2 separate regions of the Mus musculus genome follow, and region 2 is linked to region 1. A link is a loop called in an ENCODE intact Hi-C map of the cell type or tissue named here. Cell type or tissue: left cerebral cortex. All regions are shown on one strand. Each heading gives the region's core, and the rest is flanking DNA. Links, peaks and the distances in the headings are about the cores only.

Evidence for each region. A loop is a pair of places that touch in the nucleus more often than their neighbours do. Peaks named below come from ENCODE experiments on the same cell type or tissue, not always from the same donor. Only the 100,000 strongest peaks of a DNase experiment are listed, where the experiment ranks them.
Region 2: it touches region 1 in a loop (2.9-fold over the local background); 4 of 42 quality-filtered maps call a loop at or near these places.

The regions. Positions count from the first base shown.
Region 1 is chrX:161,713,749-161,719,674 of GRCm38, reverse strand. Rai2 (retinoic acid induced 2) reads right to left here and starts at 2,639. Exons shown (of 2, transcript NM_001103367.1): 1 at 2,408-2,639. In left cerebral cortex, for the core only: no CTCF peak of the experiment used is centred there; DNase peaks (open chromatin) are centred at 1,856, 2,611, 2,728, 3,046 and 3 more places; H3K4me3 peaks cover 1,992 bases; H3K27ac peaks cover 1,651 bases.
Region 2 is chrX:161,408,088-161,414,013 of GRCm38, reverse strand. No RefSeq gene overlaps it. Among named protein-coding and RNA genes, the nearest start is that of Gm36049, 53 kb to the right of the region's middle. In left cerebral cortex, for the core only: no CTCF peak of the experiment used is centred there; a DNase peak (open chromatin) is centred at 2,669.

The sequences.
Region 1 (5,926 bases), core at 1,096-5,095:
CCTGGGGCCAAACCTCCCTGCATGTGGTCTTGGTTTCTTTGAATAATAAAGGAGCCTCCTTGGATAAGCTGAATGATCCTCTGAGTTGGTGCCAAAACAGTCAACAGCTTCCTGGCCCACAAGTTTCAGTGTGGCTTGACTCAAAGGGCCATAGCCACCTTGGGCATGCATGCACTCAGTGGGCATCTGTCAGGCTGAGAAGGGAATAGCCATTTTCAGAATACAGTGTGTCTGTGGGGAGGGTATGGGGCTGTCTAAACTTGGGGTATAGCTTCACTGAGCTCCTAAGGGCCAGAGAAACTGGGAAGTTACCAGGCTAACGGCTTATGATTCTGTGCCTTCGAACTTATCCTTGCTTCTGAAACTAGCACAGCTCCCCATATTTCTCTTCTGGGAAAAAATATGCAGAAAAATCAAGGTATGGGTGCATAGTGCTACCCTAGGGAGGTGCTACCTCCCCACTAGCCTCTCTACTGTCCCCTGGTATACCACTGTAACAAAGGCTCTGCCACAACACGCTTTCAAAGTTAGCTGAAGTCCCTTGGTCTACCAGCACGCAATTGTGATGACTCTAAAGGAGAGAAGGGAAGACAGCTAGAAAACGGTGGGAAAGAGATCCTGGGAAAGCAAAGAAAAATCTGCCTGGTGCAGGAGAGGCTAAGAATTGTTTTCTCCCTGCTGGCTGCTTTTCTCTGTGTTCTAAGGAGAAGCTTCCAAGAATTGGCTAAATAAAGGGATCACACCAGAGGATGCGAGATAATGCTAAACCAACAAAAACAAAGACCAAACGAAACAGAGCGAGCCATGAGAATATGCGGTTATCAAAACTTTGTTTGGCTGTATCTATTTATCATTGCTGCACACCCGGGCTCTGTGGAATATCATTCTGTTGATGTCACTTATCCTCAGCAAAATATTTACACATCCTTAAAAAACGCCAGATGAGGGAGGCTGGCCCTCTCCCTGCTGCAAGCCGCCTCTCAAGCCCATTGCCAGGACCGGGCAGCCCAGAGGTGAGGGCACAAGCGTGGGTGGTACCAGCGGATACAGGTAAGAACAACTGATAGTTTTAGGAATGTGGCCACCCAGGCGCTGTGCCCTGCCCTGCCCAGCCCTGGCCCCCTTTTACCTGACTCTGTAAGAAGCAGCCACATTCCCCGCTTTGGTGCCAGCGCCTTCTTTTCCTCCCCTCCCTTTCTCATTGATTAAGTTCCCAAACCATTGTTAAAGCTGGATTGCCGCCTTTAAAAAAACGGCTAAATTCATTAGGCTTCTCTCTTCTAAAAGAGAAATATTTATAAAAGTTTGTCAGTCAGAAGAGAGGCTGACTGAGCACCATGGGGTGGGTGACAAGTCAGTCTTCGCAAAGCCACGGTCTCCCTTCATGCCCTATCTGTCTCTCCACCATCCATCCTGCCCCAAACCCACTCCGCGGACTTCGGATAGGGAAACACAAAGCAGCAGCTGTTTGGCAAGATTTCGACCCCTCGCCAACAACTGTGGTGGGATGCCATTTCCCCACCCAGGCGGAGCTTATCCTGAACAATAGTAGGGGTTTAAATGGCAAACAACAAACACACAGAGCAAGCCCCAACCCCGGGGGTTGGGGTTGGGGGAGCCAACGCGCAGGAAAGCAATAACTCCCTTCGCAGCAAAAGGCGCCACTGAAATGCACGCATACAAAAAAAAAAAAAAAATGCAGCCAGAACGCTGCTTGGTGCCTAACATGGCAGAAAGCCGGGGCTGGTGTAGCCACCCCGTGTCTGGGCACTGTGGGGCACCGGGGCTCCCAGGGCGCCGACAGGCACTCACCCTGCTCCAGCGGGATGCGGGACTTGCTCAGCGGCACAAAGAAGATCCCAGCACGATCTGGCAAAACCCAACTTTCCACCCCTCTCGCCAGGGCCGCCAGATACGTCAACAGAATCCATCTTTCGAAGGGCCTGGAAGGCGCCTGGTTTTCCAGGCTGGGGCAGAATGGCAGATACCGAGACAAGCCCGGTGCGGTGCCCGGGCACGGAGTGCACTGCGTGCCGCCCTCTATGCCCAGTGCCAGAGCGGGTGGCGGCCCAAAACCCACTTCAGGGCCCCCGCCCCACCGCCTGGCGCCGCCTTCCCGACTGTCCCCGGCCGGGCCGGCCAGTGCGTAGCGCCCGCCAGCGGGAGCCTGGCCTGGGCGAGCCGCACAAGTGGTAGCCTCGGCCCGCGTCCCCGCCCCCGCCCGGCCCTCCCCGCTGGCCCTGGCCTCTGGGCGCCGTCCTGCCCCCAGGAGCAGGCAGGCCCCTCCCCGGGTGCCCGGCCCCGCCAGGCGCGCCCAGCCCGGCGCGCCCCCTGCGTCCCGGTGGCAGGTCCGCCTGGGGAGGGCGGGAGTGACCCCGACCAGCACTAGGGTGCCCGCAGCCGCTACCTCGGGATCCGGGCCGCCGCCTCCAGGAAGCCACGGGGTGGACGCTAGTGTGGGAACTCTCTGGGTCTGGCCTCGCCGCTGGGCGCCTGAAGGGGGTGCACAGCGGATGGGAGCCCCTGTCGCTGCTGTCACCAAGCCGCTGTCGCTACCGCCACTGCCGGTTGTGTGTGTGTGCGTGTTTGCCTGTGTCCGGGAGAGTGTGTGTCTGCGTGCAGCGCCTGGCCTTTACTATATACACCAAGGGGTGGGAGGAGGCGGGGAAGGGGAGGGCTTGGGGGAGGTGGCGGAGGAAGGGGAGCAGGAGGGGGTGCGAAAGGGTACCCGAGGAGGCGGTGGCAGAGGAGGGACAGGTGATCTCGCCCACGGGGAGGGCGTGGTTGTGGGCGGTGCGGGGTGACAGAAGGCTAGGGAGCTGGAGGCAAGCTCTCTCTCTCTCTCTCTCTCTCTCTCTCTCTCTCTCTCTCTCTCTCTGTGTGTGTGTGTGTGTGTGTGTGTGTGTGTGTGTGTGTGTATGCGCGCGCGTGCATGCGTGTGTGTCTGTGTCTGTCCGCGTGCTCTCGGGTTGGGAAGGCCCAGAGGTGTGGGGACCTTGCTGCTTCCAGGAGTCTGGAGACCATTCTAGACCTTAGGACTAAAAGCAAAAAAGAACAGCCCTGAAAGGGAAAGTGGTTGATAGAAATGGGAGCATTCAGAAGGAACAGCTACCACCCTCCCTAATATGCCTCAGGGGATTGCGGTCTAGGTCAGAGATGGCACTCCCAAGGCAGGACATTAGCAAAGACAAAATTAGTCCAGAAACAGAATATCATTTCTAACCAAGATGTGATTCACATATTAATTTAACATTTATTATGGACCCAGTGTTTGCCAGATACTGGGTTGTGTAAGAACTAGAGTTATAGACATGATGAATACGTGGTTGGTGACCCATAAATAAACAGTATGAATCAATAGCATTACTGGTCATCAAAATTGTTTTAAGTCTAAATCCTTTAAAAAATGTTTTAAAAAGGCAAAGGAAGCAACTGCATTGGTTTAATGAATCCTCAGTGATGCTGAGTTTTTGTTTTTGTTTTTGTTTTTGTTTTTCCTGTTAAAACAGGATGATGATATTTGAGAGTGAATGGTATGGCAGGAATTACTTTAACCAGGTCAGAGAACGGTATGAATTTTACAGTCCTTTGTACACTCAAACCCCTCCAAGCCTCAGCATTGTGGCTTTTCTCTAGTAGAATTTGGGGTGACCACAAGAACACAAAATTCGTAAGAGAGCTCCCACCTTAACCCACCTATTCATTACTAATACTGGGACCTGCACTTGCATTTATAAGGGTTTCTTCTAACCATGATATTATGCAAACCAGTAGCATCCAGGGCCAAATTATGACCTCTGTGGGAACTTTGGAAGTCTTCCATAAAAGGGATATTAAAAGTTACACTATAGTTGCATTTGTGTAAAGATAAATAGCATGTATTCAGTTTAACTAAAGTATCTTTTTTTACATGCTTAGATTTTTTTCTGTATGTACCTCCAGAATACTGTGCCCCAACTAATACTGTAGTACTAGTAGAAGTCACCCAGCTAGTACCCATCCTTCATACTATATTTTTCTTTTTTGAAAAAGAGCTCGTTTAATGAAAAGTCAGTTGATACAGGGACAGAAAAATAAATAATCAAATTTTGAGATCTGGTAAAAATGACTATCAGCTGATCTTCCTGCTTTTTCTTTTCAGATGGAATTTGGGAGTTTAAACCACCCTAGAGTACACAGTACCTGTGGAAATATTTACCTGTGAACATGTCTTCAGTCATTTAGTTGGCTTTCTCTGGTCAGGGTTCTTGGATCAGATATGTGATATGCCAGTTGCCAGAACCTGGCTTGAATACAGCTAAAGACACAGCTGGGCAATTATAATTGAGAAAATTCATGGATGAAAGATCCATAAAGGCTTTCTGTGTGTTGTGGGGGAATGTGTGTATAAGGTAGAGACTTGATATATATCCTGCAAGGCAATTACTAGCCTGTTTCTTTTGTTGACTTCATCACAATGCTGGTTAATGTTTGATCCTCGCTGGCAGTTGTGATTCATATAGCTGCCCTTTGAGGTACCTATACTTTCAAGAATGATTATACTGATTTAGACCAGTGCAAAAAGCAGGCATCTTGACTCCTATCCCCCCCAAATATACACTGTCATGTTCTACATTTCCACTGAGGTTGTTCTTGAAGAGAGATGGGGTAGAGAGAGAGATCCATGAAGGGCTGGTCTGGTTTGGAGGTTAGAGGGTGCTTTGGGGAAGAAATGGAGCATGAATATGGAAGAAGTGCTTAAGAAAGTGGAGGTAAGAAAGGACATGCAAAACAGCAGAAAAGAATAATAATAACTGTCTTCCAGGGCAGGTCAAACTTGGCTTTTGAGATCTATAATTTTATTATTTGGTGACTCTAAACAACAAATATAAATTTATATAATATAAGTATAAATTAATTGTGTAAATATATACAATTAAAACTTAAATAATGAATGTAAATCAATATTTACTTAAACATCTGCACATACTCATTACCCAGTCACTGAGTTTATAATGTCAGTTAGGAAGATGGTTAATGCATGGTTGCTGACCCCAATTTGCACACTGATATATAACGTTTAACACAGCATGATAGAATGTGATACACACACACACACACACACACACAAAGAATGTGATACACAATAAGCTATGAAACAGGCTAGGCAAACATCTACCAGGAAGAGTGGGGAATGATGTAGGGTAGAGAAGTCAGAAAAGCTTGAACAGATATGTTGACAGGTGTGGAATGCTGAGAGATGAACAGGAGTTCTCCAAAACAAGGGGAAAGCAGTATAAATGGAAGGAACAAGAGGTATTAATGCTTGGATATAAGCATGTTGTAGACACTAAATATGTTATGAATTTGGAATGGTGACTCTGTAGACTAGCAAAGGAGGAGGCTAGGTGTCACTTGAGATCCCTGGTCTGTTCTATAAAGGAGTTTTTCAATATAATGAATGGAAGCCATGAAAATGTACTAAGCATTAAGTGATAAAGGAAGGTACAGATTGGGGACTAACCTGTTTGTTGTTTGATGTTAATGGATGATTGAGGGGGTAGGTGGGATTGGCAGCAGGAAGATAAATTAAGACTGTCTATATTTTCAATAATGAGAACTAGAGTCAAGATAGTATAGGCACCAAAGAAGAGTGAGAACTGGAGCCAATATATAGAATCAACTAATGATTGGGGACCTGAAAAACTGGAATGGCTGATTCATGTGCCAGAGTAGGTGGGGTATACTCAGTGAGAGATAGAAGACCCTGGGAAACAGATCTGGCAGTAGAGATGATAAATTTATTGCAATTCTGACACAGGGACCAGAATGTAAAAAGTTGACTTGGAGATGGACAGACCACTAGTAGAGAAGTAAGGAAGGCAAACTGAGACGTCAGTGCAAGAGTGCATTACTGGAGCCAATTTTCACTCTGGGGAATTGGAGT
Region 2 (5,926 bases), core at 855-4,854, 310 kb after region 1:
AAAACCAATCCTTTGCAAAATATATATATATGTGTGTGTGTGTGTGTGTGTGTGTGTGTGTGTGTGTGTGTGTGTATCAGATGGGAAAAAAATCTTAAAACTCTAGTGGTATCGCCTTGCATATCATGAGTCTACTTATTTTCCCTGCTTTGAGAATGAAGTTTCCTTCCTGTGCGTCTATCCAACACTCTAAAAGACTGAATGCTTTTCCTGATCATATGTGCATGGATTATAGAATGTGCCAGCTATGCAATGCACTTTGTTTGAACTTTAAACTCATTTCAGTCCTGGGGTTTATTATGTTTTTTTTTTTTCCTGTATAATTTGCTCAACATTGCTACTCCGTTCGGGGAACAATTGAGAAGGTGGCATACAGCTAAAATTAAAACCTGCCACTTCCCACTGAAAATGTGTAAATAGAGTGCTGCTGTTGGCATTTTTAAAGGCAAAGATCTTCAAATTCTCTTCAGTGGTATCTGAAATGCCATGCCGTGGGTTAACTTAGCCAGTGTCCTCCAAAAATTCACACTCTTATAATAAGTTTTAATTAATGAGAAGAATTAAACATCTGGATGTTTAGTCTCCATCTGCCACCTGCCATTGGATAGAATTAGATTATTATTTGCATATTCATGTTTATCGGCTCTATGGAAAGCAACCAAAGTGGGAAAGTTCTGGTTCTTGCCTTAGAAAGGAATATTCTGGTCAAAGTAACCAGGATCAGACCATGGGAAAGTTGGAACTCTTAGGGATCTAGTTCAAACTCTATACAGAAGTGAGTGCTCTCATCCTACTCACTCTTCTATTGCTGTGAAGAGGCACAATGACCAAGGCAACTCTTGAAAAGAAAGCATTTAGTTGGGGACTTGCTTACAGCTTCAGAGGCTTAGCCCATGGGAAGCATGCATGTCTTGAGCTTGGTTTTCAGAAGTCTCTAAAGAAACCCAAGGACAAAGGGGAAACAAAAACAAGCACACAAGAGACTATTGAAACCTTTAAAATGTGTGGCCCTAATAAATAGTAGTCACATAAACATAATGCTTCATACTAATGACCTCAGCAGGTTTTTTGTTTTTGTTTGTTGTTATTGTTTTTGTTTGCTTTTTATCTTCTACATCATGTCTGGCCTTCAACAAAAGATCATGTTTACTGTTCTCCATCTAAATACTTTGCAGATCAATATCTTTACAAGTACTTAATATCAATAATAGCTAAATATAATGGTACATATATTCCTGAAGGCTGAAGCAAATGAATTGCAAGTTTGAGACTAGCCTTGGATACATAATGAGACTTTTTTGTTTCTTTGTTTCATTAATTTACATTCTAAATGTTGGCCCCCTTCAGGATCCCCCTCCAAGAGTTCTTCACACAACTCCCCTCCCTTTTGCCTCTGAGAGGGTGCTCTCCACACCCCACCACCTTCCCACTCCCCTCACCCACTCACTCATCCCCGGATCAACCCCACCCCCACATCCCCCTTCCCTAGGCATCAAGTCTCTACAGGATTAGGCACATCCTCTCCCAATAAGAGAGGCAGACCTCTGCTTCGTATGTGCCTGGGGCCTCAGGCCAATGTATACTCTTTTGGTTGGTGGTTTAGTCTCTGGAAGCTCCCAGGAGTCCAGGTTACTTGACACTCTTGGTCTTCCTATGGGGTTGCCTGGCTCTTCAGCTCCTTCAATCCTTCCCCTAACTCTTCAATAGGGGTCCTGACTTTAGTCCAATGATTGACTGTGAGTATCTGCATCTGTATTAGTCAGGTGCTGGCAGTCTTTTGGGGGACAACCATACCAGGCTCCTGTTTGCAAGCACATCTTGGGCATTAGCAATAGTGTTGGAGTTTGGTGTCTGCAGATGGGATGGATCCCAAGGTGGAGAGGTCTCTGGATGGCTCTGCTCCATTTTTATCCCTATATTATTTTAGTCAGGAACAATTCTGGGTCAAAAATTTTGAAGGCAGTTTTGTGACTTCATTCATCCACTGGATGCCCTGTGTATCTACTGGAGGTTGTCTCTTCAGGTTCCATCTCCTCACTGTTAAGCATTTCAGCTAAGACTACCCCCATTGGGTCCAGGTCTCTAGGACTTTGTAGAGGTTCCCTCTGCCCCCACTCCCACAACTGCATATTTCCATTCATTCTCCTGACCCCTCTCTGGGCTTCTCTCCTGTTTCCCCCCATACATACTCCTGCCCCCTCTTTCCCCTTCCTCTTCCTCTCCCATTCAGGTGACTTCCTGCCTTTGCAGCCCATAATTATTTTGCTCCCTCTTCTAAGTGGGATTGAAGCATCCTCACTTGGGCCTTCATTCTTATTAAACTTCTTACAGTCTCTTGGTTTGTATCACAGATATTCTGTACTTTTTGACTAATATCCATGAGTACATACCATTCATGTACTTTTGGGTTTTGGTTACCTCACTCAGAATGAGATTTTCTAGTTCCATTCATTTGCCTGCAAAATTCCTGATGTCCTCATTTTTAATAGCTAAATAGTATTCCATTGTGTAAACGAACCACATTTTCTTAAAACAACCACAAAATAAGCTGAAAAGATGGCTTGCTGGTTAAAAGTACTATTTGCTATTCCTGTGGATTTATTTTTTTATTCTCAGCACCCACACAATGACTCACAACTGTCTATAACTCTGGTCCAGCACTCTCTTCTAGTTTCCATGGGTACCAGCCACACATGGGATGAACAACCATATGTTCAGGCAAAGCACCAACACACCAGTTTAAGAAAAAAGAATCACAAAAGAGAAAGATAGAACCATAATACATAGCTGTGAAATACAACTGCAAATAATTTATAAACCCATGCATGAAAGCATGTTCAGCTTTCAACTAATAGAGAGATGTAAGTTAATACAAGAAATTTGCTTTACTTTTTATTTTGGTAAATAATATTTAGACTCAATCCTACCATATTTGGTGAGGTGAACAATTTCAGTACATTCTTCAAGTGGTAATGTTTCCTAGCAAGTAATTTGTCAGTTTGGATCAATTACCTTTGAAAATAATTATAAACTTCTCCTGAGTATACTAAGAATTATCTTGATCCATAATGCCAATGAGTACATAATGATGAATGCACCTGGATTGTCTGCCCAGCTCTGACTATAATAGTCCTCTAGTGGGAATAGCCAGAGAGATGGCTAAGTGGAAGCACATTTATTTAATAAAGTCATAAGTATCCATGAAAGAATCTATTTTCAAGGAACATATGTCCGTATGAGAAAATGTTCAGAACATAATGGGGAAAGAAGGCTATAAAAATGTATACTTCACATCCTAATTTTATAGTGAATGTATGGAGGAAAGCAATGAAGAAAGGTTAATAGCAGTCTCCGTAGCAAAATTATGGGCAGCTTCTGGTTTCTCTTTTGTTCTTTTCAGTGTATTCCCCATGTTTTCTGAAATAAAAAGGGTTTATGTTTATAATCAAGAATAAAATAACTGGAATGTTCTAGTCATTTGTAACTTGACTACATTGCTGCTAGAGGGAAATTCTGCCTTGATTATTTGTAAAGTAGAGCATGTTTATGTCAGACTTTGGAGAGTCTCTGTGCATTAAGGACTGACTCAGATAGCCAGACAGGCCTAGGTGACTTCCAAACTCATTGTCTCTCATTACCAGTCCTGTCTGTAAAACAACTTAGAAGTTGGAATATTTTTAAGACATAAGACTCCTCAAAACCACTTTATTGGTAGCTGCATAGTCAACACTGCAGAAAAAGTGACAGCAAAGGAAAATAGGGAAACAACACCCTTTACAATAAAAGAACTTTGGAAGGTATCACCATCCCTGCTTTCAAGCTGTATTACAGAGCAGTAGTACTAAAAACCACATGGTATTGGCATTAAAATAGACAGGTTGTTCAACAGAATCAAACTGAATATCTAAGGCACTAAGTTCTACAACTGAAAAATGGGACCCCATGAAACTGCAAAGGAAACAGACAATAGGGAAAATGGCAGCCTATAGAATGGGAAAAGATCTTTACCAACCCTACAACTGAGTCAAGATAGAGACCTGGGACAGGGGAGGCTCCTGGATAGTGTGGTGACCCCAGTTGAGACTACTAGCAGCAGGGGGATATAGAGTCTGAGGTATCCAACTCCTGTAGCCAGGCAGGACTTCTAGTGGAGGGAGGGAGACATCAGCCCACTCACAAAACCTTCTACCTTAAATTTGACCTGTCTACAAGATGTGCAGGAATAAAGATGGAGCAGAGGGAATGATTGAGGGAATGGCCAACCAATAACTAGCCCAACTTGAGACTCATCCCATGGGCAGGAACTAGTACCTGACACTATTATTGGTGCTCTGTTATGCTTGTAGACAGAGAAGTCTTGTAAGCTTGTCATCTGAGAGGCTCCACCCAGCACCCAACAGAAACAGATGCAAAGACCCATAGCCAAAGCTTAGGCTGAGCTCAGGGAATCTTGTGGAAGACTCAAAGGAAAGATTGCTGCCCAGAGGAGATAGGCACTCCACAGAAAGACCAACAGAATCAACTAACCTGGACCCTTGGGGCTCTCAGAGACTAAACTACTAACCAAATAGCATACACAGCTGGACCTAGGCCTTCCTTGCACATATGTAGCAGATGTGCAGCTTGGCCTGCATGTGGGTCCTCTAACAATTGGAGCAGGAGCTGTCTTTGACTAGGCCTCTGATGTAGCAAGCTGTGCCAGGGTGGGTTAGAATGGGGATGCTCCTTACTCTGAGGAGAAGGGGAGAGGGTGACACTGTGAGGAAAAGCGGGAGGGGGCTGTGATCAAGAAAGAAAGAAAGAAAGAAAGAAAGAAAGAAAGAAAGAAAGAAAGAAAGAAAGGAAGGAAGGAAGGAAGGAAGGAAGGAAGGAAGGAAGAAGGGAGGGAGGGAGGGAGGGAGGGAGGGAGGGAGGGAGGGAGGGAGGGAGGAAGGAAGAAAGGAAGGAAGGAAGGAAGGAAGGAAGGAAGGAAGGAAGGAAGGAAGAAATAAAGAAAGAAGGAAAGAAGCAAAGGAAAGAAAGAATGAGAGAAGAGAAGAGAAGAGAAGAGAAGAGAAGAGAAGAGAAGAGAAGAGAAGAGAAGAGAAGAGAAGAGAAGAGAGGGGGAGGGGAAGGGAGGGGAGGGGAGGGGAGGGGAGGGGAGGGGAGGGGAGGAGAGGAGAGGAGAGGAGAGGAGAGGAGAGGAGAGGAGAGGAGAGGAGAGGAGAGGAGAGGAGAGGAGAGGAGAGGAGAGGAGAGAAGAGAAGAGAAGAGAAGAGAAGAGAAGAGAAGAGAAGAGAAGAGAAGAGAAGAGAAGAGAAGAGAAGAGAAGAGAAGAGAAGAGAAGAGAAGAGAAGAGAAAAGATGCAGTTGAGCCAAGTCTGGAGGTATAGATCAATAATCTCAGCTCCCCAGGCAGGTAAGGCAGAAAGATGGCAAATTCCAGGCCTGCTTTGGCTACAGAGTGAAGTTAATGTCAGCCTTAGCAAATTGGTGAAACCCTAGCTCAGATGTTAAAAATACAAAAGGGCTCAGCAGTAGGACATTTATACAGCATGTGTGAGGTCCTAGGTTTCACACCAGTACTGAGGAAAAATGCATCTGATTTGAGAGATTTGAGCAAGCACTTCCCTCTTTGCATAAGCTCCCTGATCATTGCCAACCTCTGCCCACCATACACCCTCCTCTTTAAATACACTCATCAGTGGCAGGGTCATTAGGGAGAAAAGCGATGAAGAGGAAATGATTATAAAAGTTACATCTGCTATTCAGGCAGCTGTTATCTTTCCTCGTTAGGACAATCAATCATTTTCAACATCATTTCTGTAACCAGGAAAAAGCTTCATTTATTCGAAGACTAAAGAGCAGGAGGAGGGGAATTAATTCCCATAGGTCTTTAGCTGATAGGATTAAAAAAAATCTTCTGTCCTCACCAATGACCTAATTA